Regions from separate parts of the Homo sapiens genome. Here region 2 is linked to region 1. Evidence: chromatin loops called from intact Hi-C (ENCODE). Cell type or tissue: endothelial cell of umbilical vein. All regions are shown on one strand. Each heading gives the region's core, and the rest is flanking DNA. Links, peaks and the distances in the headings are about the cores only.

Region 1 (14,021 bases), core at 1,211-6,210:
GGTGTGGGCTTAAAAGTGGTTACGATGGTCAATTTCATGCTATGTGTATTCTACCACAATCAAAAATGAAGTTTGAGAAAAGACACTAAACAAATTGTAGAACATACCTTGGGACAGGGAGAAGAAAAGAGGAAGGAGATAAGGAATTGTGCTTCCTTTCCTGGTGGGATCGGCGCATTGGCGGGCATGGGATGGCCAGTCAGAGGGTTTGCCCAGGGCAGCTGCACAGCTGTGAGAGGCACCAAGTCCAGATTCTGGATTCTCTAGGAGATCTAGGGAGTTTACCTGGGATGAGGACATGATTGGCTATCTCTGACCTTGGTTAGCGGCCTACCTCTCGGATACACTAGTTCTGCCCCACTTCCCTTGCTAGAATCCCGTGCGTACACGTTACCTGTGAACCGCATTAAAGTGTAGGTCTGAGGCAGCAGGTGTGGGGAGGAGCCAGGGATTCTACATTTATTTTCTTTCTTTTTTTTAATATTTTTATATTTTTAAATTTTTATTTATTTATTTATTTATTTATTTATTTATTTATTTTGAGACCGGGTCTCATTCTATTGCCCGGGCTGGAGTGCAGTGGTGCAATCTCAGCTCACTGCAGCCTCGACCTGCTGGGATCAAGCAATCCTCCTGCCTCAGCACCCCCTGCCCCCCTCCCGCCAACGTAGGTGGGACTATAGGTGCGCGCCACCACCCCGGCTAATTTTTTGTATTTGTTTGTGGTTTCACCATGTTGCCCAAGCTGGTCTCAAACTCCTGGGCTCAAGTGATCTGCCACCTCGGCCTCCCGAAGCCCTGGAATTGTAGGCATGAGCCACTGTGCCTGGCCACAGCCTACATTTCTAATAGGTTCCCAGGGTCTCTGAGGCCACTGGTCCAAGGACCACACTCTGAATAACAAGGCCATAAAAAAGACAGAGGAGCCCAGCCATGTTCTTGGATCTTAGGAGACACGATGCAGCCCATGAGCCCCCACCCCGTCCCCACTCCCAGCATCATGAGAACAACAACCATAGTATCTCAGACTCAAAGAAGGACCCTTTCACGCAGTTTGGGGATATCAGCAGACATGCCCCATACGGCCACATTGGCTGACTCCAACTGGTCAGTGTCCATTCTGACCGGTCAATGGCCACCATGCACCTGTTATTGAGTATTTTGAATATCACCCCTAGAGGTGTTCACATAGGTTTTCTCTCCCTCTGCGGTGTAAGATGCCCCTTCATTTTGTCCCTCTATCACCATAACAATCCACTTCCACAGGGAGTGTTATCCAGAAAGAGAGGAAGGACAAACCTGCAAATGCAGCCTTCACTCCACCTCCAGAGATGGTCCTGGAGATTCTTACCTAGCGGCTCATCTTCTTGTGTGTTCCCCACACCTCATGGCATATGGCCCCTGCCCCTTAGGCCCACGATGGCCCCAGATGGACAGCCCTTGGTGCAAATACTGAGCTTCCAAGATGAGCATCTGACTGTGCCCCCAGTCCCAGGAGCAGACACTAATTTGGCCATCTGGGAGGCTCTAACCAAAGAGAAACAGATGGAGAGTAAGTGCTGATCTGGCCACTGACTCAAGCTTCTGCCCTAAAGCTGAGTCCAGGAGAGCTCATCCTAGTTCTTCGGTGTATCCCTATTTTCCAAGCCTCCCATCCCAAACATTAGCGCATGGTACTGCGGAAACAGTGGGGGAAGGTGTTTGTGAGCTCAGCCTCCTTGCCAGCATGAGGAATCCTCTGCAGTGCCCCTGACATAGGTCACAGCTCTTGCCCAAACCCTTTATCAGAAATTCACCCTGTGTCCAGACAATTACATCTATTTCTTGTACAGCTCAAGGTGTCAAGAGGTCTCCTTTTACAGTTAACCAAAGTGTTTCTTACTAAGTCCCACTGTCCTTTAGAAAAGGACAGCCCTACAGCCATTGGGGAACCCCTTCCACTTTCTCCAGGCTAAAAATATCTAGTTTCCTCAACTAATCCTTTTGTGCTTCAGTTTCTGAACTCATTCGTGTTCTCAGTAAACTTGATGGATTTCCTGTATCAGCAAATGGATGAAAAGAATGATGCTGGACTTTCATTTTTATATTGGAATGATTCTTTTTCTTAAAAATGTTGGCTTTTTTCTGGTTAAAAAGTAACACAGTATTGTTTTAAGAATATGAGAAATTTGGAAAAGTATGCTCCAAACCTCTTCACCAAAAGAAAATTTGAGATTAAGCTATACTTCAAGTTTTTTCTTCTCATACATACTTTACCTACATAGCTTTTTTTCCTCATACGTATTTTAAAGATATAAATGTATCTTTATATCATAATGTATGTATAATTTGGTCACCTCTTTTCACTTAATTATTATAAGCATAAAATCTTTAAAACATGATTTTTATTATAATAAGCTATAGAACTATATAACTGAAACAATCTCCTATTTCTAAATGTTTGGGATTTTCTAGTTTTTATTTTTATTTTTATTTTTATTTTTATTTTTGAGACCAGGTCTTGCTCTGTTGCCCAGGCTGGACTGCAGTGGCACAATCATGGCTCACTGAAGCCTTGACCTCCTGGGCTCTAGTGATCCTCCCTCCTCAGCCTCCTGAGTAGCTGGGATTACAGTTATAAGCCTCCATACACGGGTGATGTTTTACTGTTTAAAACAGAATATTTTAAAAGACTTCAGTAAGTGTTCTTGTGCATAAATCTTTATATGCACCTCTTCTTATCTCTGTAAAATAGTGGGGGCGTGGAATCATGTTAAATTATGGGAAAATATTATGAATGCTTTTTGAACTCTTAATACATTTTAGCTAATTGTTCTCCAGAAAGATTATTTCGGTGTAGTCTTCCAAGCAGCAACTGAGAGCGCTTTTACAGTCATTTTGTTGCCATGATTCTTTAGTTTGTAAATTCCATGTCTCTACATTTGCCACTCTCTGAAAAGGCAGGGGGCACAGAGCACAATACGTACAGAGAAAAAACAACTCTGTGGGGAAAATAGCTGCAGTGGTTCATTCCTCTGTGTGTCTCCCACATTTATTTAGAACAGTAAAAAGCTACATGTAAATTTTCCAAAGATTTCCACTCTACCTATTTCCTCTCCAATAATGACTTGCAGATTTCCCCTTAAAGTAATTTTGCTTTGCATTTCAACATAAGTTCTTGCCGAATCTAGCTTGGCTTAAAATTATAAATAGAGCAAAGAATGAGCACTTTATTCTATTCAGGGAACTCTTTCGTTCGTTTTGGAAAAGATGTTCTAAATCATGCAAGTTGGGTGCTATGGTGTAAGTAAATAATTTTTGCCTTATCTACCCTCAGAATAGATCATGAATTCTAAATGTTCATGCTTATTTTAGAGTAGATGAGTGGGAAGGGAGTACTATTGGGTTTAAGAAACGCACATTGGCTTTGGTATCATCTCCATGACCATCACTTATTTCGTATTTGACCCTGAGCCAGCTACTGATTCACCGAGCTTCAGTTTTTTCAACTGTAACATTGCTGAGTAACCGCTGCAGTAATATATTTGAAGCTATGACCTAGATGAGGTTGGCACAGTGGGAAGGATTTCCTGTGGGCTGCTTCATTCTTCTTCAGCTGCGTGTTACCAGGGGCCTTTGGGCCACCAGTTGGTCTTAGAAAAGGTTCAGCCCCTGGAATGACCAGCGGATGGCAGTCTTCCACTTTTGAATAGTTGCTTTGTGTAGAAAATGGCCTCGTTAAGCTTTAGTCTGAACTATGAAATTTTTTATTACTGGGAATAAACACGTGTTGAGCACCTGTTACATGCCAGTCATGAACGAGACACAGCTTCCGACTCAATAAGCTCAAGAGGGAGAGACCAAAGAAAATTAAAGTTCGCAAACACTTAAGAGTACAGAGTGTGTCTTATTGCCCAATTTAAAATTAATTAATCTTTACCTAAGTGAATTGAGGTTGTAACCCCAGTCTGAATCTTCTGTTAAACTTCTAGGGACACAAAGTTTCTTCTGGCTTAATGACTCACCTTAAAAACATCTTTTCAGCTGCTTGTACTTGAGAGTGGGCCTTATCAGAAGTAAGCATCGTTGACTTTTCAGTTCTACAAATCAATGATAGGTTTAAGCCCATGTGCAATTTTTAATCACAACAGGAAAAAAACACTTTTAGAAAGTCCACCAGCCTTAGTTTGGTAACACCTAATTTCTAAGAAAGTTTTCCAGGAAAAAAATACTGAATCATTTAAATTATAAGAAATGATGCATAAAGCTGAAGTTCAAGAATAGTCATTACAGCCTTATAGTCCCTTAGGGGCCAGTTGGGCCAAGTTTAGGATTTAACTGTTGCTGGAATGAGAAGGCAGTCCCCACCAGAGGGTTGCTTAGGAATTCCATGTGTTTCTGTGTTTTATCAGCCCAGAAGTTCAATTACGAGTCATGTCCTCTTCTGACTAGCAAAGCAGATTTGGTCCTTTTAGGAACATCCTTTAAGGACAGTGGGTGGGTGTGGTTTGGAGCCTCACCTGGAAGGTTAGTCCCCACTCCCTGGTAGGGACTTCTCCTTCCCCTTGCTTCTGCTGACAGGCTTCCTGGACCAGGTCGTGAGTGGGGAGCTCCTTTCATGTTTACACTTGTTGGGCTTTTCACTGAAGGTGTTGTAATAAAATGAAACTCCTCTACAGGCCTCATCCATGTGATGTCCTCCCATTGGGCACTGGCATGGTCCTTCATATTCTTCTTTTAAATTAGGTATATGGGGATGTGAAGACACTTTCCCAAATGTATGTGCATTACTTGGTTTTGAAAGCAGAAAATTAAGTTAGCTAGTCAGATGGAAATTACTTGGAAACAAGTAGCCTAAGGGTTGGAAACATGAAGATAACTGAAATTCTGTTTACCTTTTATTCTTTTTTTTTTTTTTTTTTTTGAGATGGAGTCTCACTCTGTCACCCAGGCTAGAGTACAGTGGCATGATTTCGGCTTACTGCATCACTGCAACCTCCACCTCCCGGGTTCAAGCGATTCTTCTGTTTCAGCCTCCCAAGTAGCTGGAATTACAGGTGCACACCATCATGCCCAGTTAATTTTTGTATTTTTAGTAGAGATGGGGTTTCACTATGTTGGCCAGGCTGGTCTCAAACTCCTGACCTCAGGTGATCCACCTGCCTCAGCCTCCGAAAGTGCTGGGATTACAGGTGTGAGCCACCACACCTGGCCTACATTGTATTCTTTACAAGAGTATTTAAATGTCTTGAGTTTTAAAGTTAGGAAGAAAACCAGATCATACATGGCTGAAACAAACAAACAAACAAACAAACAAACAAATCCTTTAGCCTAGAATATTCCAATTATTGTAACAAATTTTAAGCTAAAGGACTGAGTCATTGTCCCAGATTTCTAATAGCAATCTAGCAAAATAGCAAAGGACATGAAATATGCAAATAGCAAAATAGCAAAGGACATGAAAAATGTCTGCAAACCTGTAGGGGAGGAAAAATGTTTCCTCTGCATTCTTAGGTTCTCTGGCTGCAGTCTGTGAATTAAGCTGACAAAAGATTAACAGATAAAAAGCATACCAATTTTGTTTGATGTTAATATTTTTGTAGTGGCATGGGGGGCTTCATAGGAAAGAAGTGACAACCCCAGAGAAGCAGTTAGACTTGAGGGATTATATACCATTTTAACAAAGGGTGATAAACTATGGAGAAGTGATTAGACAAAGGAAAGGGGCTGGGGCTTCTAGGGACAGTAAATTGTGAGAAATTGACTAAGAAAAATATGGGGGAAATTGACAGAAGATAAGGGTCCTTTTATTAAAGTTTATTTGTGCAGACTTGTCTTGGAGTCAACTCCCCATCTCCAGTGATAAGAATCTTCTCTTCTTCCTAGCACTGGGAGGGCACCCTTCTCATGGGAAATTTATGCCCTGGTTTTAGGCAGAAATGGGGAAGGCAGAGAGCTCTTCCTGCATCTGCTATTTCTCAATAGCCTTCAGCTCAAAATAATCAACATGCCAAAGCAACATATTTTGGGGTGGCATGTTCTGATCCCCTTCAAGCCCTTTGCTCCAGAGGGAGTTTCTTCCCTAAGGGGTCAAGCCCAGCTTAGCAGTGGAAAGGTAAATGTTTGATCGCTCATGCTGGCATGTGATTTTACAAGACTAGATGTCAGCATACAAAAATGAAAGTGGAAATTTTGATAAGGAAATGAGGTTGTAAGGATTGTTTTTCCCTTTTCTCAATTTTTATTTAAATTCTATTGCTTTATTTTCTAAAATAATACGGGTAGAACTCAAACATTGACTCTATTTTTAAGAAAAGACCCAGAAACCCTTAGAAAGGGCTTTGGTCATGTGCTAAAGGGCCACGTCTAGGATTAGAAAGTGCTAATAGATAAGAGAAATGAACAAGGCAGGGCCCAAGTCTATATGCAACTGATATTCATGGATTTACTCATGAATAAGACACTGACCTGAGAAAGAATTAGAGATGATTCGTTAGTTCCTGCTCTCACCAAGCCTGCTTCAGCAAAGACAAAAAAAAAAAAAAAAAAAAAAAAAAAGACAGGACACAAATAACCATAATACAAAGGCAGGAAGCAGCACATAGAGTGCCATGAGAATTCCAAGGCTTGAAAGAACATCTTAAATTGGACACTCAAGATAGTCTTCACAGAGGACAGAGGAGAAGGTATTTGAGGTGAGCCTTAAAGGCTTCTGATCTGTCCAGTGAAGGGAAAGAGCATTCTGGGTGGAGGGAATGACAGGGGCAAGGGCTCTGTGAGCCTTTTATGTGATCAGGGAATAATAGCCACTCTGAGTCTGTCCAGAAGGAGGTATGGGGGATAGGATAATAGGAAATTAGTCTAGAAGAATTGGGTCAATTGGGGCCATATTATAGAAAACCCTTAATGCTAGAAGTCCATATGTGACTTCTGTTAGGAATGGGATAACTTCAGAGGGAATTTTTAGCATGGAGTTCTCAACACCTGGCAGCCCAATGCATTGGAAAAGCTGGTGAGGTTGAGCAAGAAGCTACAGCCACAGTCCAGGGTAAGAAAGTAAACTGTGCTGGGAACCATGGATGGAAAGGGGCAAGACAGGTTAGAGAAATGTGGCAGAACTAGAGTCTGTGAGACCTAATGATTGTCTAGATGTTGGAAGCAAGAGGGTAGGAGAATAGTCAACTTTTAAATCCAGGTAGAAACTTGAAAGCAAATCAGAAAAATAAAAGGAGGAATGGTAACGGTGGTGAAGGTGTACATGCTGGATTCAAGGTATCTGTAGGACACCCAGATAAGGACGCCCCAAAAATGTTTGAAAAGATAAAGTTTAGGTGTGGTGGCACACACCTGTAATCCCAGCACTTTGGGAGGCCGAGGCAGGCGGATCTCTTGCGCTCAGGAGTTTGAGACCAGCCTGGGCAACATGGCAAAATCCCGTCTCTACAAAAAAATACAAAAATTAGCTGGACATGGTCGTGAGCACCTGGAGCTACTCAGGAGGCTGAGGTGGGAGGATCACTTGACCCCAAGAGGTTGAAGCTGCAGTGAGCTGAGATCACGCCACCTGGGTGATGCAATCCTATCTGGGTGACAAAGCGAGAACCTGTCTCGAAAAAAAGAAAAGACACGATAAGATGAGAACCAAAATAAGGGCACATTCCAACGTATGGCAAGACAGATGGAAAATGCTCTATGAGCTTTGGGCTGTGACTCAGGAATGTTTTCACTGTATCCTAGGAGAGGACAGTGTGATTGTAGTAGAAAAATCACTAATAGATATTTGGCTTTAAGTGAAGATTTTATCCCTATGAGGCTTAGTTTCTCTATCTTGGAGTGGGAATGTAGGGGTTGAAGCCCCTTATACCATTTACTGGGCACCTCCCATCTGCAAAGCACATTATACAGTCTCCATAGCCCTGTCAGAAATGTGTTTCTATGCCAGTTGTCTAGATGAGCATGCCAAAGGTAGGAGGGGCTGGGTCACTTGCTCCAGGCCGCACAGCTAGTGAGGATATCAACACTGATGTACCTGGTTCCAAAGCCAAGCTCTCCCTCTATACCAAGCTGTCTCCCAATCCCCTCATAGCTGTGACCTTCAGAGACTGGAACAATTTGCCTTAATATCAGGCAGCAACATTGAGGTGACAGACTTAAGTCCCCCTATTTTTCCAACCCAGACTTGGCTACTAGCAGGTAGAAATATGCCCAGGTTTTCATGCACCCATTCTTCTTCAGCTGAATATATATATATTTTTTTATTTTTATTTTTAGAGACAGGGTCTTCTCACTCTGTTGCCCAGGCTGGAGTGCAGTCGTGCAGTCATAGCTCAGTGTAGCCTCAACCTCCTGGGCTCAAGCGATCCTCCCACTTCAGCCTCCCAAAGCTCTGGTACCACAGGCGTGAGCCACAATACCCGGCCAAGCTGAATATATTTTTGAAAGCAAAAGCTGGGAAGGATAGTCTAACAAGTATAAGTGTATTAATTGCAGTGGCAAGATTGGATATTTGGAATTTGGAATGAAGCCCAACCCAGAAAATCTAAGACAGAGAATTGCCATACTGATATCTCATAATGGAGTAGGCTATGCACGAGAAGCTGCCAGATATTTCTAGGGGAAACAGACGGCAGGAAAATGAAGCATTCCATCCTCCTTTCCATCATTTGAAAGTGGCTTCAGCAGCTGCCAGGGCCTCCTGACTAATGTGCCCTTCCCCTGTCTCACAGTGCTCAGCGGAGTGTGGGGCCGGAGTGCGGACACGCTCGGTGGTGTGCATGACCAACCATGTCAGCAGCCTGCCCCTGGAGGGCTGTGGGAACAACCGGCCGGCAGAGGCCACCCCATGTGACAACGGACCCTGCACGGGCAAGGTGGAGTGGTTTGCCGGGAGCTGGAGTCAGGTGAGTGGCCAGAACTGGGTATGTCTGCCTGTGTCAGGCAAAAGGCAGCATACCAGAGGGGTTAGGAACCAGGACTTTGTGTCAGGTGTCCCAGCTTTGAATCCCAGCAGTGCCACTGTCTATCTGTGACCCTGGAGAAGCTATTTATATTTCTGGAGCCTCAGTCAGTCAACAGTATTCATTGAGCACCTACGGTGTGCTCATCTAAGTACTTGGGTTACATCAGTGAGCAACACAAATATCTCTGCCCTCAGGGGGCTTATGGCCTAGCATGCTTTCCTCATCTATACAATGCTGGCAGTGATGGTACCTTATGAGGTTATTTTTAGAAGAAATGAAATTGTGTACATAAAGTATGTAGCACAGTGCCTGACACAAAATAAATGGTGGCTGCTGCTATTATTCCTGTTAATAAAGCCAGTTTTTCTGTATTTGACAGTATCAGAAGCAGAAATTTTAAAAGTTGGAATTGTTCATTATGAAGAATAAATAATACTGAATACTTTAATAATTGATGAATTACATTTTCCCTCACTCTTCCAAAATTGAACGTGAACCCCACTAAGAAAATGTGGAAATGACTGCCTTGGTTTGATTATCATCAGTATTGGAGTTCTTGAGCCACTTAGCATTTGGCTCCCAGGGCTGGCTGGTTCTCCAAGGACTGTTTGGCTTATGATCATGATTTACACATTATCAAGACCTCTGGCTCCATATAGAATTTTATTTCTTTTAAGTAGCATTAAAAACTGACCTTGGAAAAAAATGCACTGCCTTATCCTTGTAAATTGACACAAGCCCTTGGGAAAGCAATTTGGCAATAAAAGTCAGGAACCATAAAAATGTTCCTTTGCCTTAACCCAGTCACCCCACTCCTGGGGATTCATTTTAAGGAAATAATTAACAAAAGAAAAAAAACAGCCTTTTTCAACAGAGATGTTCATGACAGCAGGATGGTTACAGATATTATGGCATATCATAACTCAGTAAAATATAAGGTGACAATGACAGCGATCGTTAGGAAGATGTGAAAGTGCATGTGGTATAATGGCAAGTGAGAAATAGAATGTGAAAATATTCAAACCCTATCATCTCTGCCACTTCAATGTAGAGTTTTTATGCAAAAAGCATAGGGAAATGTTTTTCTATTCAAATTCCCTTTAATGTTTTTTAAAATATAGAGAATTCAGAAAGAATTCAAGTACTTCCAGTGCTACTCTGGTGAATATCAAAGTTAGACACATTTGCTAACTGATCCCAGCTTGACTTCTCATGAGTTTTCTGGCTCTAGGTGAGTGATTTAACCTCTCTGAGCCTGTTTCCTCATCTGAATATGAAGGTAATCATATCAACCTCTTAAGGTTGTTACGAGGTTTTCATAAGATGCTATACATAAAGAGAATTACCCATTGCTTGGGATATGGGAAACACTTAATAAATATTGGTTCCCATCTCTCTATGTTTATTTTTTCTGCCAGCTATTTCTATCTCATTACTGGTAGTAAAATACATAGGACCTAAACCCCAAAGATAATTCAGCAGCGACTGTATATAGGACACCAATTATACCAAATATCCATAGATGTGTGAAATCATATCAGATCATTACAGTCACACACGTGAAGATAAGCAGTACAATCGAACTCATATGTCTACCATTCTTAGAAGAGAAGGGAGCAGGATTCAGGGCCTTTTTTGCTTGTGGCTTCCTATTGACTTTAGACCTAAGCTTAAAGAACCAAGGGTGGTATGAACCCTGGCAAAGACAACCTTTATTTCTGCTAAGATTAGAAACAAAGGATTTGTTGCCCTGTTGTCCAAAAGGGTCAAGATACAATTGAATGTGGCCAAGGGTTTTGGTTCTGGATTTATAAGGATGTCAGGGCCTGCTGGAAATTCCCTGCCCTAGGAATTTGACATTATCCCCAAAGAAAATGAAATAAGAGCATGCTTATTTCTTGAAAGGTAAGTTTTAAACATTAACTGGCTTCAGAATATAAAAATAAATGTTCCTTCTCACCATATGGGTTGAATGAAAGTTGGTATTTCGAATACCCCACCAGCCTGGTCACAGTGATTAGTCCAGGAGTAGACATGTGATCCAACAGGTGGATGTGTGACCCAAGCTGAGCCACAGAATCCTTCCCAAGGACATTTCATTTGTGTTTTAGGGAAGAGACTCACTAAGAGGTTGTGAGCTCAAGGGCTGGCAGTGGCCCTACTGAGGCTTGTGCAAAAAGCCAGTCTGAGAGAATGAGACCTAAGTCCATGGAGAGGCAGAGACCAAGGAGTTTCTGGCTTTAGAGTCTTTCTGACTCCACCAAGAAAGGAATATATTCCATTTCTGCTGCTTCCCAGATCCCTGGAAACTAACTAGGAGTATATCAAGCTTAGGGAGTCTTTTTCTACTCTGGAGGCACAGTAGCCCAACTCTTACTCATGAGAGTCTACCAAGTCTATTATTTATGCCCAGAATTATTTCCTTTCTTCTCTATCAATTCTGAGTTTACTGCAACCTTAGATTGTCTTAGTTCCGGGGAGATCTGTCACAGTCTCTAGTCTTCAGGAGCAGCCATTTTGTCTGCCTCTGGGTCTGGATTGCATTTTATTGATTGCATTTATTGCAATAGATATATTTATTCTCATCTCTTCGCGAATCAGTGATCCACAAAAGTGCAACTGCAGGAATTCTTTAGGTACAGAAACATGCCTAATTGCCATCACTTCTCACTGAAAGCATTTATCCCTATTAAATATTACTTTTTCTCATGTGTGCTTTTCTCTGTGGATTACATTTTATCTACTATTTGAATTACTCCATCTTGTTTCTTATTGTTGATTTTCACCTGATGTATCTTCATCAATTTCTTAATTTTCAAACGTTCTATGTATTTTTAAGGTATGTCTTTCAGGACTATTTTTGTCTTTATTTTTACCCAATCTATAAACCTCTGTATTTTAAGAGTTAAATTTTAACCATTTATATTTATTGTAATCACTTATATGTTTGGACTTTTCCCTACCATCTTATTTTGTGTTTTCTATTTTCATGCTTTCTTGCTTCTTTCCTCTTTCCTTTCAACATGCTTGTTATTAGTCAGGTTTTCTTAATTCCATTTTTTCCCCTCCAACATTTTGGAAGTTATAAATCTTCTAGTGGTATTTCTTCTGTGATAAGATTCAAATTTTTAGCACAGAATTTTAAACTTTTATGTCTCCATTAGTGTCAAGTTATCAGTGACCACATCCTCTCCTAAAAGAAAATAGAAGCCTTCCCCTTTTATTTACCTCCACTCTCTCAATCTACAATATCTCCAAAAAGATGTTGATATTATCTGGATCTAGCTCCAGATTAATGTTAATTTTATAGAAAATATAGATTTAAATTTTAAAATAGTTTTCTGCTTTCCCCCCAAAGATTTTTTTATTGAAATATAATTCACGTACCATAAAATTTACCCTTTAAAAATATAGAATTCATTGGTTTTTAGTAAATTCACAAAGTTGTACAACCATATTCAGCATTATCCAATTCCAGCACATTTTTATCATTCCAAAAAGACACCTGGCATCCATTAGTAATAACGGCTTTTATTGGTGTCTTTGCCAGCTCCTTCTTTTATGTCCTGTGTCTTCTTCCTGGTTCTTTTTTATTTTGCTAAAGACTATAACCCAGGAAGTCTTTCAAATAGGATTTGTAAGTGGTAAGGTTTCTGAGCCCTTGAATACCTGAAAATGACTTCATTTTGCACTTTGACACGAATGCTTCTGGCAGATGACTCACTGCTTCCTCTTCCTTGGCACAGTCAGGCCAGCCCGGCTGCTCTTGGCCAGTAACTCAGCTGATCACTCATTGTCCTGAGGCCTCCATCCTGATCTCCATGTCCACCACCAATATAGCCTGAAGCACATGAGTTTTGCTAGAGCTCCTCCTCTGTGTGCATTTGGACTATAGTTTCCTTCTTCAATTTGATCTCATCTGTCTTTCATTGTTCAAAGATTCCCCATAATTTCTGGTCCATCAAGGCTGATTGCCCTTTCTTGTCTTCAAATGCTGTCTCATGCGCGTGTGCAAACACACACACACACACACACACACACACAGAGATAGAGATACACACACATGAACACATTCATTCACTTTCCAGACGCACATATTCTGCCATTTCTGAGCATTTACAGTAAGAGAAGGCTGAGACGGGCTCATTCTCCCTGAAGTACACAATCTCTTCAAGGACTTGCCAAAAATAGCAGAAGATAACTACAAGTTTTGATCAAAGTTTGCAGTCTTCTGTTCTGCCACACACTTAGTACAGATGTAGGATCTCATAGCATTGAGGGGTCTTTCAGATTATGTTTTCAAACCCCTCACTTTCTCTTTTCAGATAAGACCACAGCGACCTGGGAAAGTGCAACGTCTTAGCCAAAGACACAGAACTATTTAGCGACACTGTCTAGACTCTAGTTTCCATGTCTCCTGACTTCAGTCTAGTGTTCCACCCCTGCCGCCCACCCCTGCCCCATCCTCATTCCTCCTGCAGGAGAGGCCAGACCTTTGCCTGCTGCAGCTTGTGGCTCTTCTCCTGCCTTCAGTTCTTCCATTGCCTGCAGCACTTGAAAGAAAAGGACAAGACACGAATACACTCCAAATCATAAACTAACATGGAAGAAAATAGGAGAAACAGAGTGGGAAATCTTATAGTTTTTTTTTGGCTGGGCACAGTGGCTCACGCCTATAATCCCAGCACTTTGGGAGGCCAAGGCAGGCAGATCACTTGAGGTGTCAGGAGTTTGAGACCACCCTGGCCAATATGACAAAACCCCATCTCTACTAAAAATACAAAAATTAGCCAAGCATAGGGGCTCACACCTGTAGTCCCAACTACTTAGGAGGCTGAGGTAGGAGAATTGCTTGAACCTGGGAGGCAGAGGTTGCAGTGAGCCGAGATTGCACCACTGCACTCTAGCCTGGGCAACAGAGCAAGACTCCATCTCAAAAAAAAAATTTTTTTTTAGTAAAAAAATCCCGTAGTTTTTTAATGCTACGAAGATGGCAAAAAAGAAGACATAGACAAAGCAGAAACTGATGGCCTCTGCTATTTCATGCCCTGTGTGACTACTTCATCATTTGTTGGTTTGGGG
Region 2 (16,913 bases), core at 5,200-10,199, 99 kb after region 1:
AGGAGGAAATTGTTTTTATGGCTAAAAAATAGTAGCTAACATCAGTTCCCATTCCCTATCATAAATATAAGATATAAAGCACCAAAATTTACATTAAGTACTAAACTCTGAGACTTTGTGAGTCCTGGCTCACTCTTCAAGACCCCATAGTACTAATGTCTTAGAGTTTGCTTCAAAACAAAGCCTATTTTGGTTTTAACTTAAGGTTTCCCTTCTGCACAATTATATATACAAGTTTATATGTAAGCTATATAGCTTTTTACAGAATTAAACCTTGTTGACTTTTACCAACTGGTAGTTCTTTCTCCATCTGCTTAATTTAAACTCATCCCTTAAGAGCTAGCTCACATGTCACTTCTACAGCCTTTCCCTGTGCCACCAGGCAGAATTAAGTACTTCTTCCTTAGTATTCTCACCATATTTGGCACACAGTACTGTCTAATCCATCTCTCCCTCCTTCCTTTTGGGACAGGCTTTCTAATACCCACATTCAATCACCTAATCATATAGATTTGCCATGCTCTGTCTAAGGAAGTCTATATATGATTCTATGGTCTATTTTTTCTAAGAATGATATTCTGAAACAGACAGTCTTAATTATTTAATTTGGGTGAGAATTCTGTGAGACCAGTCCATTACAGGCTTCTCAGACTGTAACAAAAATATTGAGAGTCAAATGCTCTAATGTGGGGGATCTGAGTGATACCTATTTGAGGGAAACAGGATACCCTATTTGAGGGAATCAGTTGAAACTCACTTTTTCATTTTCTCCTAAGACTTTAAGAAGATAACAGTGGAAACAAATAGAAGATACTCCAGTGTTAGAATGAATAAGGCCTATGAGGAGAGCTTTGATTTCTTCTGAAAATTCTGTAAGGCTCACGATAGCGAAAGAATGCAAGAAGGAATGGCAAGGCATGATTGATGGGCACAAAGAAATTAAATACTATAAATCGAAGTAAGCCTAAACAGTAAAAGAGACTCATGGTGATAATGAAGGAATGAATTGCATTGCCTTTAGTAAACCTGATGACTATTTAGAAAAAGACATATATTACCCTCATGCAGAAAGTCATGATACTTTATGAAGACCCAAAGAAAGTACACGTTACTAGGGTTTGTCTATGGGTTAAATGTGTGAGGAGGAGGAACTATGCATTATCTAGACAGAATAATAATATAACTAGCTAAAACACAAATCTCAGAATCCTAATGAAATTTTACTCAAAAATAGCACTTCAGGGCAAGACGGAAGATCACTGTTGAGTGCCTTTTGTTAAGTCACAAAAATAGGAAGGAACTGAATTATCAGACCACTTCCTGAGGAGTTTGCTTTCCTGATAAGGAGAGATCCTTTATCCAAGGCTTTTTTTTGAAAAGACTGGTTGTTTTGTGTGGTATTATAACTAGGTATCCAAGCTTGTTCAAAAATCATATCCCAATGCCTGCAGTTATGGTTCACCAGATAATCAGGGTTAGTAAGCACTTTAAATACAGCTAGTATCTGTTTGTAGGTATTTATATCTTGCATATGAAAAGGAATTATTCTCATCAAATATTTCTGTGAAGTGCAGTGAGCCGGTAGTATTATATGTATTATAGTGCAGTGGTTCTCAGAGTGTAGCCCACAGATCCCCAGCAAAGATGCTGGGGTGTGATGATGTCCTCAAAACCATTTCACAGGGTCTACAATGTCAAAATTATTTTCATAATTATACTAAGATGCTATTTGCCATTTTCACTTGTTGACATCTGTACTAATTACATACAAGCAATTGTGGGTTCAACTGCTGTCACCGTTACGTGAATCAAGGTAATGATACCAAATGGTTCTAGCAGTCTTCATATTCTTTTGCTACCACACATTTAGTTTTTAAAAAGTCAGTTTCACTTCATGTCATTGAACAAGAGGTGTAAATTAATTTTATTTACTTCTTAACTGTTAAATTAACTATTTTCAACTTTCTGTATGATTAACTGGAAATTACACATACAGCAACTCTGTCACATACTAATGGTTATCTCAAGAAAGAGTATTAGTGCAATTCTTTGAATTGCAAGCCAAATTAGCTGCTTTATTAATGAAACAGTATTTACAATAATTGACAAAGTTTGATTATTCTTCTTGAGTACGTGGTTTGAAATTATATGAAGGGAATCTGTTACTGCAAGTGAAACAAATGGCGATATTTGTTGTCAGTGAGTAAATTTCAAGCTTTCAAACAAATATGAGAATTTTGGAAAACTTGTATCTGCCCTGTGAGTTTGACAGCTTCCCATATGGTGTGAATGCCAACACCCAGGATTTAGCCAGAAGATGTAACCATATCTTGCAAGGGACTATCAGTGCCTACAGAAATGAGATAGAACTGAGTTCACTGTCAACAGGGTAAACTGGAGCTACTACTTATCTTTACTTAGCCTACTGACAATGAGCCGGAATAGCAGTGTTGAACAACCAAGAAAGTGGACTGCCATCTCAACACCAAGATATCATACAGAATTCTGCCTCCCCTATCACTCCTCCCAGTCTCAACATCAGGGGAGAAAGGGTCAAGAAAGACGAAAGGCAGAAGTGTCTGACAAACAGAAATTACCCACCTACCCTCCAAAGTTTTAAGTTCCAGATAAAGGTCTAGTCTGCCCTGGGAGGAAGTGAGAAGAGCACTGGATTAAAACTGACTGAAGTTTTAATATGAAGAGAACTGACTCTTAAATACTAGAATGAAATGAATTTTTGAAAATTATAGAATTGGTTTCAAGATGCTGTTAAGGTAACTGATATCTAATGGGAAAGGGAAGTTTGACAGGCTGGAGTTAAGAGGCAGTTATAGACAAAAAGAAAAACTGACTTGTATTAGCATCCCAACAAGTTAAGCCTCCTCAATAAAATGGTTACAACACAGGTGGACAGTTTTCCACAAATATTGGTGTTCTCAGCCTTCCATCCCCCCCATTCCTTTTTTTGTACAATCAATGGAACTGAAGAGGGATACCAGCAATGAGATCCTGGTATGAGTTCTAGCATACCATAATATTTAAGTCTAGAACTAGTCCACCAATTTGGATTAGTTCACTCCTATTTGTAGCTCTGTCTGATAAATGCTAAGTGGATAAGAACCATATTTCTACATCTGGGAGGACACCATCGGAGTCACAGATATGAATGGACAAATAAGCATTACTAATGATAGGAGATGCTGAAAGTAATAGTAAGTATTTCAAATAATAAAGTGGAGGAGATTGCTGGGAACACAGCTCATAGAGCAGAAATTAATTTGATATCTCAATGCTTTTAACTTTCACCTTTTAATGATTCAACCAAAGAAGAAACCCAAAAGGAGGCTCATCTAACAAAGAGGAAAAACCAGTGTATTTTAAATGGATGCTGTTCAACTACACAATACAGAGGAAGGAAAATGAAGGATCTAAAGAAAGAGATTAAGAGAAAAGCAAGTGAAAGGTAATCAAAAAGTAGAACCTGACTTGGGGCCGAACATGGAGGGTGGACAGGCATGAATGATAGACAGGGCGGAACAATTCCTGGATGAACGAGAGACAATAATGTAGAGTGGCTGTGACACATTGCATTATTAATACATACCGAGACTGAATTGCGGGTAATGTTCATGAATCTAACTGCAATTAGTACAGGTTTCTGGATTAGGAAGGACATGAAAAGGAAAGCAGAAGGTTAGAATGTACATGTCATTGCCTCATTAAAAGAGAAGGTTTAATCTTGCAATGGACTGAATATCCATCTTCTGCAGCACTGGAAAAAAGCGCAGCTTATCTATCTGCTTTGAAAAGTAGGTTTATAGCAAAAGGCTCTTCCCTTCCTGCCTGGATAGCCACCACTAAATTGGGCCTCTCAGAACTGAGCTCCTGAAAATTCATACTACAGAAATGTTTCACTTTTAAGTGGGATTTCTGTTTTTAATTTCTGGGGAAAAGATTTAGATAGTATCCCCTATGATGAGTTTTATTTAATATCTTTACTGCCTGCAAAAAGCCCATGCTTATGTTTGTTTTTACAGAAGACCCTTCACTACCTTAATCAACAGACCTTTGTTAAGCACTTATTCTGTGCCAGGCAGATTAAATAATAAAGGAAGAAAAAGAATTATTTTAGTGCTAATTTGCAAACTGTGAAGATATGGGAGGAAGTACTGCTGGACCCCTGAAAGAGTAAGGGCATGATGAAGCCTGCTTCTCTTTAGAGATTTATTGGGAATCTGAAATGCGTGCTCATTGTCACAATTTTATTTTACAACTGAGAGGAAGGGTGGCAAATGGGCAATAAATAAACCTTAATGCAGCAGTTTTCCAGTTATCCTGAAAACTGACTTCAGGGTAACATATATGGATAACTCCAGTTCTCAATGACCACTAATCAATAAGGCTGAAGCTATTGATTAGTGGTCATTGAGAACTGGAGTTATATGTTACTGGTTGCAAAGGAAGATATTAAAAAGTGGGCAAACCAAGGAAATAAATTATCGGTTTTACAAGGACTGTCTCAAAACCTAACCCTAAACTCAAAGAAATACTTTTTGATTACAGTAGACTCATAGATGGAATTCCATTTCCTTAAGAATCAAATGATTCCATTTAAATTCAGTTACAAATGATTAAGTTCTCTACATCCCAGGGGTCTTGGCAGGACCACCAAAAGTGACACGATTAAAGGCGGGAACAGACAGTGGAAGGAAGTGGAGAAAAAAGTTAGAAGAGGATTACGTTTTCATAGAAAGGACATGAAAAGAAAGCAAGGCAGATTATTAAGACACCAACATTTTATCTAAATACTTGATTTGAAAAATTCTGCACACTTAATCACATAGATTCTATAATGTAACTAAAGAGAGCCAGCAGATTAAACATGAGGAATCCATAGCACCTTGAGATTTGGTGACGTTTTACTTGTTTTTTATAAAAAAGATTCTGATAATAATCCTTGTATACACCACAAAAGCACATTTAAATTCCCAAGACAACTCCCATTTTTCCACTATTCCATGTGTTGCATCTTACCATTGATCTACGAATCAGTGACAACCTGGTCTTTGCCTTATTCTCAGCAAATTCCAAGCTACTGATATCTTTGAGACGAGCCTTGTATTTATTCATTTGTTCCACAACAATCAGTTCCACACAACTGAAACAGAAGGAAAGAGAAAAAAACTGTTAAGAGGTGAAGTAAATAAAGTATAGCACTCACAGACTGTTTTTGTGGTAGACAGTTGAAAGATGAAGGAAAAAATTAACATCCCTTACTTGATAAACTCAGAGACAAGGTTTAGAATGGTGGTTCACAACTTTGGCTGCACTTTAGAAGCCATCTAAAGAGCAGTTATGGCTGAGCACAGTGGTTCATGCCTGTAATCCCAGCGCTTTGGGAGGCCGAGGCGGGTGGATCACCTGAGGTCAGGAGTTCGAGACCAACCTGGCCAACATGGTGAAACCCTGTCTCTACTAAAAATACTAAATCAGCCAGGCATGGTGGTGCACGCCTATAATCTCAGCTACTTGGGAGGCTGAGGCACGAGAATCGCTTAAACCTGGGAGGTGGAGGTTGCAGTGAGCCAAGATCATGCCACTGCACTCCAGCCTAGGCGACAAGAGTAAAACTCCATCTCAAAAAATTAATTAATTAATTAATTAAAAATAATACAAAATAAAGAGCAGTTACAAATCCCAATGCCCAGGCTACACGCTACACCAATTAAATCAGACTCTCTGGGGATGGGATCCAAATATTGATATATTTTTTAAAGTTCCTTTTGCAGTCAAGATTGAGGAGAGCAAAAGAAAACCATGTTAGAAGGAAAGCAGAGCCTCAAGAAAAAAGACCAAGGTGAAATACAGGAATACTGAAGTATTAAGACCAAAGGATTCAGAGCCATTAAGACCACAGTTAGACTAGATTACAGGAAGATACTAAGTGTCCATAATTTGGTAAAATGGAAATTTAAAATCTATTTAGAAACTACAAGCAGTCCTAAAGAAAAGCCAGATTTTAAAAATAAGATGCTTTAAGACAAATGATGCTCAGTTGAATCCAGGAGTTTGCATCCTCAGCATAAGAAAACCCAGCAGTGTCCAACAATCTTCTTAAAAACACCTGAATTTATGAACCCATTCACTATGTTTGATATCTGGATACAGTGACTACATAGTCAGAAGTCCCTGAGGTCTTGCAAAGGTTATGGTAACTGGCCTTACGTGGTAGTCTTACTGATGTCCTGTACACTTTGTAGTGGGTCAGTGGTGTCAGGGCAGCGGAGAATGCAGGGCGCAAACACAATGGCCAAAGCATTAGCAGACATTCGATTAGTGTCTTCCTGCAGAGCAATCCTAAGAATTAAAACAAAACAAAAAACAAATGAGTAAGGGATAAAAAGGGAGCACCATAGGGAAATAGGCAGAAGAGATGAGCAAAAGAAGACAGTATGACATGAACTGCATAGTACTAGAAGGATATCCATTAAGTTTAAGGGTCTGCAGACTTTTCCCAAGTTGTTCCTTTGTTCCTTTGTCTCTGGAAAATGTATTTTCACTTGTTCTTTCCTTGAAGCAGTCTAGGTCAGCCGATAGCTTCCCAAGGGAAATTTGTGACCTACCTGCTCTAGGCCAAGATCACTAGATGAACATGTCCAAAGAATGCAGAATCGGCCAGGCACGGTGGCCCACACTTGTAATCCAGCACTTTGGGAGGCCAATGTGGGCAGATTACTTGTGGTCAGGAGTTTGAGACAATCTTGGCCAACATGGCAAAACCTTGTCTCTACTAACAATACAAAAATTAGCCAGGGTGTGGTGGCGCACACCTGTAATCCCAGCTATGTAGGGGGCTGAGGCAGGAGAATCACTTGAACCGGGGAGGCGGAGGTTGCAGTGAGCTGAGATTGCGTCACTGCACTCCGGCCTGGGTGACAGACTGAAACTGTGTCTCAAAAAAAAAAAAAAAAAAAAAAAAAAAAAAAAAAAAGAATGCAGAGTAGAGGCTTTAACCAAAAATAAAGATGGCTTTCTTCTCAACTACTGCTGATATTTACACACAGGGGAAGAGACACTACTCCTGACGCCTCTTTGGTCAATTCCTGAGAATGATCTGAACCCCTCATATGAATTAGGTCATTTCAATAGATTATATATCCTTTCTAGTTCAGCTGTTAGAAAACAGGCTAAACTACACACTGCCACCATGAGGCTGAAGCTGTTACATGGTTCAAACAAGGGCAGAAAAGCAACTGCCATGCATTCCAGCTCAGCTGAATATTTCTGCTCCAAGGTATCCTAACCACCTGTTTGAGACACTGACTTTATAAATAGAAGAAAAAATAAATACCTGTCAGTCTTCCAAATGGAGAAATTCCTTATCTATTTAAAATAATCCAAGAGAAACTATTAAAAATCGTTCCCTTGCTTCTTAAAGTTACCTGACTAGATGAAAGATGAGGCGTTCCAGTGTATTGAGATGAGTTCGGGAGAGTTGATCAATCACAGAGTATACACCACGGATTGTCTCCTTCCTCTCCTGAAGGCCTAAAAACAGTAAGAGCAGAAACTAAGACTAAATATCCCCCCTTATACAGTGTATCTTCCTCCCAGACACTATGAAGCAAAGAAGGCTGGCTACAGAGTTTTAGGAGTAGTTGTACCTGTAGGGCAGGAGAAGAGCAACTCACAGTAACTATTTAACTCCTTTTGCTTGAGTTCTATATTCATAAACAGTCTCCTTAGTTTGAACCTATATCACAGTAATCCTTAATAACAGCAAGGGGATAGAGATGTTCTAGTTTTTCAGTCATTGTGTAGCAGATTGATTTACCATTAAAGTCAACATAATTTATGAATCCTCAGGGCCTAAATACCTCTAGGAAGGCCTTTATCAATATCCTACGCACTTACAGCACTGAGAAACTAAACTCTGAAACCTGTTAAGCTTGGCATAAAACAGCCAGCTTTACACATAGTTCTTGCCTAGATTTCCAATTTAAATGAACATAAGCCTAATCTTAAAACTTATTTTTAATATTTTAATCTGTTTTATAACCCCAGTCTTTCCATTTCTTTGTAAGAAGCAACCAAGTGTCTCACTCAGAAAATTTTTAGGACACTAACGTTTTGATGAGTCTCTAAAAAGTCAACATTTGAATAGGTGACAGTATACTAGCCGTTTTGTATTCACTGTCAAAAGCTTACCTTTGAATCTATAAGAATTAAACCACTAGAGGATGGCTTGATAATCTATACTCAAGATGGCATTTCTTTCCCAACTATAGGCCTTCTCTCTAACCCAGGAAGCCTATGCTTACCCATAGCTCGAAGAAATTCCTCATAGAGTTCAAAGGTCATGAGAGGATTGGGCAAATCTCGAAGCCATTGTTTGAATACACTTGCAATGACGTGTATGTTATAGTCATCTAGATTTACACTCTCAGCATCTATTTAGAGACAAGAGTTAGATTAACAGAGCCAAAACATGCAAAGAGATTCAAATAATTCACTTTAGAAACTATCATCATTAAAGGAAGGCTTCATGTTTCTTTTTTTTTTTTTTTTTTGAGATGGAGTTTCACTCTTGTTGGCCAGGCTGGAGTGCAATGGTGTGATCTCAGCTCACCACAACCTCTGCCTCCCGAGTTCAAGTGATTCTCCTGCCTCAGCCTCCGGAGTAGCTGGGATTACGGGCATGCGCCGCCACGCTTAGCTAATTTTGTATTTTTAGTAGAGACGGGGTTTCTCCATGTTGGTCAGGCTGGTCTCGAACTCCCAACCTCAGGTGATCCACCTGCCTTGGCCTCCCAAAGTGGAGGGATTACAGGCGTGAGCCACCATGCCCGGCCGGCTTCATGTTTCTTAGTCAAACTGACTAACCTATTTTCCACAATGTAATTCCATGCTTTGGAACTGTGCTTCTAACTGTGGTGAAAGAATACGTCTTGTGTATTTGTTTTCCAAACCTGTTGTGGACTGAAATGTGTAAAATAAAAGATCATGGCCAGGAGCAGCGGCTCATGACTGTAATCCCAGCACTTTGGGAGACTGAGACAGGCCGATTACTTGAGGCCAGGAGACAGAAAGCAGCCTGGCCAACGTGGTGAGACCTGTCTCTACTAAAAATATAAAAATTAGCTGGGTGTGGTGGCACACGCCTATAATCCCAGCTACTTGGGAGGCTGAGGCAGAATTGCTTGAACCCAGGAGACGGAGGTTGCAGTGAGCCAAGGTCACACCATTGTACTACAGCCTGGGCAACAGAGCAAGACTGTCTCTGAATGAATGAATGAATGAATGAATGAATGTTTTCGTGCTGAAGCACTGTTATACTGCTATAAACGTCTCTACATGCTTGCTCTCAATTTCTGTACTTACCTGGTTTTGGATTTGTCCACAGACCACACTTTGAGTAACAATGGTTTACATGACAAATGAAAAAACGCATACAGGACACTTTCTGAAAGTAAGGCTAATTTTAAGTCATTCTTAGAGATAAAAGGACAGTGATAACTGAGCTTAGAAAATGTAAAGGAAACACCTTCACCCGTTTCACTTATAAACTCCCTAAGGATATACAGATTAGATGACTGGGGAAGATTCAGGATGATTGATTTTCACTTGTGCTATTTCAAGGTATCAGAGACAAAGTCAGTAACTGCCTGTAAACCAAAGTAGACCAAGTCTCTTGTAGACGGAACCTCCTGCCTGAGTCTTACCAGTCATTGTTATTATTTTCATACTCAATTCATTTCTCATTGATTTGTTCATAAGAAACAGCACTGAACACAGGTTCTTGCCCACACAAGGACATGCTTTACTCTGTTTAGTTCAAAAAGATCTATTCCTTCCCAACAGTGGTAAAATGTAGAAGTTGAGAATGAAACCAGAGTCAGTCCCCTGCATGAATTCCAGTACTAAAACTACAGCTCTACAAAGATACATGCTCAACTCACTAATTATCAGTTTGAGTAACTGTCATCAGTGTAGGCAGGCAAGAAGATGATACACAGGAAAGAGTACCCCTTGGAGTCAGAATAATAAAGAGAAAGGGGAAATAGATTATGAATTCAGAAGATCTGGGGTTAACTCCAATTTGGTCACTTATTGGCGATCAGTCTTTGGGCAAGATCTTCTGTAAGCCTCAGTTCCTTTTTCTGTAAATGGGGATAATAATATCCCTAATTCATAGGATTGTTGTGAATATTATAAAAACATTAGTACAGCACCTTGCATCATCATCAGCAGCTCATTATTTAATTTCCCTATACCTTAGTTTTTCTCTTTGTCAATCAGAGGTATCACAATCTTACTAAATTATTACAAAAATTAAATGAGATCTGTCCCAAGTGCAAATTATATGCTCAATATATGTCTGCTGAGTTGACCAAATGAAACCAAAGACTCTTTAGAAAGCCAAAAAATGATAACAAAGCATCACAGAAAAGAATGCATTCTTCTGGCTGCTAAGTAAAGGATTGACATGTAATGAAAACTTTAAGAGCATGAAAGGAACTATTTAAATAAAAGTATTTCATTATGATTTAGAGGGCACTATCTTACCTGTATCTAGACCCTGCCGAAGCTCCTTGATTTTATTAGTCGAACCAGACTTTCGATAAATACCTTCTGTATACAGTCCATGCATTTCAATGTAGTTTATGAGCTTTTCCACTACTAAAGGAACAGTTCGGTCTTCACTGGTCAAACGGGACAGTTCAACCCCAAATTGTCGAGATGACAGCTCTGGATCATACTAAATGAAAGATAATTTTTAGTTTCCAAATGCATTCAAACATCTTGAAACATGTTTAACCATTTCTTTACCAGGAGCTACTTTTTTATTTCTCTGAAGTTTTATGAGCATAGTTAGAAGAGTTGGGAGAAAGGGAATTATGTTTAAGTAAGTATAAATGAGATATTAGTTTCAATCCTTTTCCACCAGAATCTCCAAAAGAAAATAATGGAGTGAAGAATGAAGGCAGTGGCAAAGGGCTACAGCTTCTCCTATCAAAAAATTGCTTCAAAAGCAAAGGTGGGATTTGGGTGTGGGGAAAAGGGTTGGATTTTATATGCAAACAGCTTGACCACCTACCAGATACCACTAGAAAATCTACTAATTTGATAAGAATTAGAGTTGTCAGCAAGTTCTTAAGCATAAGAATGCTTTGATGTTTATATAAACTTTACGGAAGTTTAACTGAAAAATGATTTCATAATTAAAGGCAGAGGTACACACAGATCAGCCCATGACTACTGTTACAGCTCTTTTGTATGGACTTGAATAGCGTATCTGATATCACACTTTATTTATTCATGCATTCATTCATTCATTCATTTGAGACAGAGTCTCGCTCTGTCACCCAGGCTGGAGTGCAGTGATGCGATCTCAGCTCACTGCAACCTCCACCTCCCAGGTTCAAGCGATTCTCGTGCCTCAGCCTCCCAAGTAGCTGGGACTACAGGCACATGACACCACGCCCAGCTAATGTTTGTAGTTTTAGTAGAGACGGAGTTTCATCATGTTGGCCAGGCTGGTCTCGAGCTCCTGACCTCAAGTGATCTGCCCGCCTTGGCCTTCCAAAGTGCTGGGATTACAGGCATGAACCACTGTGTCCAGCCAATATTATACTTTATTAACCTATAGGTTACTTTATATCCTATGTGACTGCAACATAACAGCTTACCCTTAAGATTATTTGAAGTAATTCACTGAAAAGAAAAATGGCAGGTATTATCTCTGAGACTGAAAATTGTTTTGCAAATCTGTCTTTCCTTCTCCTGTACCATTGTCCTTCCCTAACTATATATTCCATTTTCTCCTTTAACCTGCATCCAACCAGTTGCCAAGTCAATCAGTTCATCCTCTTTATTGTTTCTTTTCTGTTCTAAGTGTCATCACCCCAGCTCAAAACTATATCACTAACCAATTAGACTATTTCAACACTTTCTTGGCGAGTTTTCCCCATATTCATATGTCTCCTTTTAATATATTCTGTAGTATATATAATCTGTTTTATTATCCTCAAAAACCTTTAGCGGCTAATTAGTATATAGCAAACTAAAGTGCAAACATTCTTGAGTCTCATACTCAAGAACTTACTTGAACTGATTCTAATTTCTACTTTCCAGCCTTACATTCATACATTTGTCATTTATGTGTTAGGTACCAAGGAAACAAAATCAAGGCCTTCTGCTTAAGACTAGTAGTGTTAGGCCCGGCACAGTGGCTCACACCTGTAATCCCAGCATTTTGTGAGGCTGAGGTGGGTGGATCACCTAAGGTCAGGAGTTCAAGACCAGCCTGGCCAACATGGTGAAACCCCATTTCTACTAAAAATACAAAAATTAGCCAGGCATAGTGGTGGGCACCTGTAATCCCAGCTACTCAGGAGGCTGAGGCAGGAGAATCACCTGAACACAGGAGGCAGAGGTTGCAGTGAGCCAAGATCACGCCACTGTACTCCAGCTTGGGCAACAAGGGCAAAACTCTGTCTCAAAAGAAAAAAAAAGAAAAAGACTAGTAGTGTTAGTGTGTGGAGATAAGTAAAATTATAAATAGATTAACTATTATGGAAACACAGAAGAGAGACAACTAGATCAGGAAAGACTGGGCTGGATAACAAACAACTAATGATCTTGAAAAGACCTGATGTTCAACCTTAGTGTTGGAAAGCAAGTAATAGATAAGTAAAGAAAGCAAGATCTTTTAGGCACAGGAAATATAAAACTACAAAGGTAGGCAGAGCAAAGTGGCTACGGAAATGAAGCTACCAGATAATTTTAAATAAAGGAATAATCAGTTTATTAGTTTTAGCAGTATTATCAGTATTATTTTGCATCATTCATGCATGTATCTACATGCTCTGCATTCCAGCTCTTAATCCTTAGAGTATTAATTTCATGTCTATTTTGACATACATTAAATTATCTTAATATCACACAACATCTCTGAAAAGCATTTCCAAGTCTAAGGCAGAATAGGACACAATCTTGGAATATTTAGAGGATGCATATTAAAAGTTTTGCCTTGTCACTATGTGAACTTGGCTAGGTTATTTCACATTTGCAACAGAAATACCTCCTTTCTACTTCAGAGGGTTGTTGTAGAGATTAAGTTGAACATACACAGCATGACAACCTGGTATACGTCAAATACTGAAAAAATTATTATAGAAATAGAATAGAATAAGGCTTGCTGTAATGATTAAATTTTAGTCAAATGTTTTCCTAATGCTGGGACACAGATGTGCAAATACATATTCTGTTTATTTAAATCCCTATGGCATTAGAAATGTTATGACTTGTGGAAGCAAAATAACAAAATACTTTTAGGTATTAAACAAAAACTTTAAAAATAACTTGATTTGAAACTAAGTAATCTAAAGCAAACATGCTAGAACATTCTATTTCTTGAAATGAAGAGACAAATTAATCTTACTATTTTCAATGGAAAAAAAAATTCTGAGTATTTTTCTAAAAATATATTTTTATAGTTTTTGTTTCATAGTTATTTTTCATTTAAACTAACTTCAATGTGTATTTTAAATAAAATCTTTATTGAGCTGTGACATACACACATTGCAAGTTACAGCTTAATGGATTTTCACAAAGACCCAGATTAAGAAACAGAATATTACCAAGCAGTTTAAAATTCCCCCAGGTCCCTTCCAGCCACTATGCCCTTTACCCTTCACAAATAACCAGTATCTGTACTTCTGTCACTAAAAATTAATTTTACCTGCTTTTGGATATTATATAAATGGAAAAACAGAGTATGTGCACCTTGAGTTAGTTTAATCTATTTTTGAACTTTGTTTAAATGTACTCTTTTGTCTCTAGCTTTCAGTCAACATTATGTTTGTATCGACAGTTTTTTTTTTTGCACTTTTTACATTTAGTGAATATTGATAGGTAAAAGTATATAAAGGTACATGGAAAAATAATCTAATTAAACTAAAGAGCTTCTACACAGCAAAAGAAACTACCATCAGAGTGAACAGGCAACCTACAGAATGAGAGAAAATTTTTGCAATCTACTCATCTGACAAAGGGCTAATATCCAGAATCTACAAAGAACTCAAACAAATTTACAAGGAAAAAACAAACAACCCCACCAAAAAGTGGGCAAAGGATATGAACAGACACTTCTCAAAAGAAGACATTTATGCAGCCAACAGACACATGAAAAAATGCTCATCATCACTGGCCATCAGAGAAATGCAAATCAAAACCACAATGAGATACCATCTCATACCAGCTGGAATGGCGATCATTAAAAAGTCAGGAAACAACAGGTGCTGGAGAGGATGTGGAGAAATAGGAACACTTTTACACTGTTGGTGGGACTATAAACTGGTTCAACCATTGTGGAAGACAGTGTGGTGATTCCTCAAGGATCTACAACTAGAAATACCATTTGACCCAGCCATACCATTACTGGGTATATACCCAAAGGATTATGAATCATGCTGCTATAAAGACACATGCACACATATGTTTATTGCGGCACTATTCACAATAGCAAAGACTTGGAACCAACCCAAATGTCCATCAATGATAGACTGGATTAAGAAAATGTGGCACATATACAGCATGGAATACTATGCAGCCATAAAAAAGGATGAGTTCATGTCCTTTGTAGGGACATGGATGAAGCTGGAAACCATCATTCTCAGCAAACTATTGCCAGGACAGAAAACCAAACACCGCATGTTCTCACTCATAGATGGGAATTGAACAATGAGAACACTTGGGTCTATGGCCATACTACCCTGAATGCGCCCGATCTCTTCTGATCTCAGAAGCTAAGCAGGGTCAGGCCTGGTTAGTACTTGGATGGGAGAACACTTGGACACAGGAAGGGGAACATCACACACTGGGGCCTGTCGTGGGGTGGGGGGAGGGGGGAGGGATAGCATTAGGAGATATACCTAATGTAAATGATGAGTTAATGGGTGCAGCACACCAACATGGCACATGTATACATATGTAACAAACCTGCACGTTGTGCACATGTACTCTAGAACTTAAAGTATAATAAAAAAAAAAAAAAGGAAAATTCCCACTAGAAGAAAAACATCTCACAGATGTAGATTCACTACTCTGCATTCTCTTCTCTCTAAAATCTAGTCTCCTAAAGTACAATTTGCCTGTGCAGCTCCCTGATGCTTGCCAACAAACTTTTTTAGTATTTGTCTGACATAAGCTGCTCCATCTTAGCTGGAAGCAAATGTCTCACTCATATTCTTTGCATTTTAATTCCTGAATCAAATTTCTCTCTGTACTTTGCCATGATTTGTCTACTGCAAACAACATGCACACACATTTATATTTCAGATTTGCATGCTATTGTAACAACTGTCAGTATGTGATTAATGAATAAGAAAATGTTGTGATCATACATCGATAAAAGCCTGAATTTTTTAAAAAGATTACCTCCTTGAAACATAAGGTATCAAACAGTATGTGTACAGTATATTTTAGATCTCTGTGTATCCAAGAGATATATGTAAAAACACCAACCATCCATGCTGGTGAATTTTGCTACTCATGTTTAAATTTGTTCATCTTTAATTGTAGCTTACTGCATTAAGGATAATTCCTAGAAGATTTATGAGCATTTAAGGAAGTATGAAACCTCAATGCAGTGTTCTTCAAATTGTGGTTTACGAAATTAATTTAGTAACTCACATATAGTAACGGTAAAATAATTCTATGAAAATCAATTCATTTTTGTACATATATCACCAAACATATGAACTGGATCATGGCATAAAACATATTTCTACTGTGATTTGTGGTCAAAAAGTTTAAAAACCACTCATCTGTAAAACTATCAAAAAGGCCTTAATTTATTTCCATAAGGCACAAAAGACCAACAGGTCTGTTATCTATTACTGATAGGTGATAATTTCTTACCTTTTTAGAGCACTTGGCTGTGGTTTTCAGACAGCACTTCTTATGGCAAGCATACTTGCATACTGAAAAATAGGTGAGGAATGCAACATTTTTAGAAGTCTGTACATCAGTGATAATAACTTATCAAGTATACTTTATTTTAGACCTACGTTTTTTTCTTTAAATCTCAGACTGCTGTAATATGACATACATACTTTGTACAATGGTGTAATTAAAAAGAATTTTAACCCATTCTATTGGGTATAATGAAGTTGAAAACATGATCAAAATTTCTAGCCACAGTCAATGAAAAAGCTTTTTGTTCTTTCAAAGCTGCTCATCCTGCCCCTATGCCATACAGTACCACTCCCCAACAAATTCCAGCAGGATACTTATCTTTGTGGTTTGATTCACAAATTAGTGTTCATGTTCTACCACATATATGCTCTACAACATACTAAAATCTCAGAAATGCCTATTAAGAATCATTCCTATAGATAAGGAAGGCATTACTGTCAAAGATCCCTCCTGAAATGAAAACTAATTGGGTAGCACAGTTTAAGATATAAGAAAGGTCTTATTTATGATCTCTAAAGGTTCAGAACAGAGCTCTGAAGAACCAGAACATGAAGAATATTGAGTTGTGATTGGGAAGATGGGATAAAGAAAATGTTCAGAGCTAAAATAATTTAGAGGAGTGGTGATAACCCAGAGTAGCTGGGCAGCTGGTGAACAGGAAGAGGCACATTTAGAGGAAGGTATTGAGAACACAGCTGGCTTATGTCATTTTGTTACACTAGCTCTGGCTTCTGTGTACCAATACCTGAATATCCTTTCTTGAGCTTGTAAAATATAACTTGTAGGCTTTTGAAGGCCAAGATCAAGTAAGGGAGGCCATGTCATTGTACTGGTGAAATAATCAGGATAACAACAAAGAAAGTTAGCTAATTCTATTAAAAAATCAAATCAGGCCAGGCACAGTGGCTCATGCCTGTAATCCTAGCACACTT

Evidence for each region. Hi-C counts contacts between places; a loop is a spot of excess contacts. Peaks named below come from ENCODE experiments on the same cell type or tissue, not always from the same donor. Only the 100,000 strongest peaks of a DNase experiment are listed, where the experiment ranks them.
Region 2: it touches region 1 in a loop (3-fold over the local background); 1 of 110 quality-filtered maps calls a loop at or near these places.

What each region holds. Positions count from the first base shown.
Region 1 is chr15:71,749,197-71,763,217 of GRCh38, forward strand. THSD4 (thrombospondin type 1 domain containing 4) reads left to right here. Exons shown (of 18, transcript NM_024817.3): 15 at 8,706-8,879. Among named protein-coding and RNA genes, the nearest start is that of NR2E3, 54 kb to the right of the region's middle. RefSeq lists an enhancer at 12,032-13,231. In endothelial cell of umbilical vein, for the core only: a CTCF peak has its summit at 3,656 (motif pointing right); a DNase peak (open chromatin) is centred at 3,655; H3K27ac peaks cover 1,438 bases.
Region 2 is chr15:71,843,811-71,860,723 of GRCh38, forward strand. MYO9A (myosin IXA) reads right to left here. Exons shown (of 42, transcript NM_006901.4): 34 at 15,925-15,986; 35 at 10,567-10,759; 36 at 8,322-8,450; 37 at 7,443-7,548; 38 at 6,226-6,357; 39 at 5,035-5,158. It also overlaps the pseudogene RNA5SP399. Among named protein-coding and RNA genes, the nearest start is that of NR2E3, 42 kb to the left of the region's middle. In endothelial cell of umbilical vein, for the core only: a CTCF peak has its summit at 7,209 (motif pointing left); no DNase peak of the experiment used is centred there.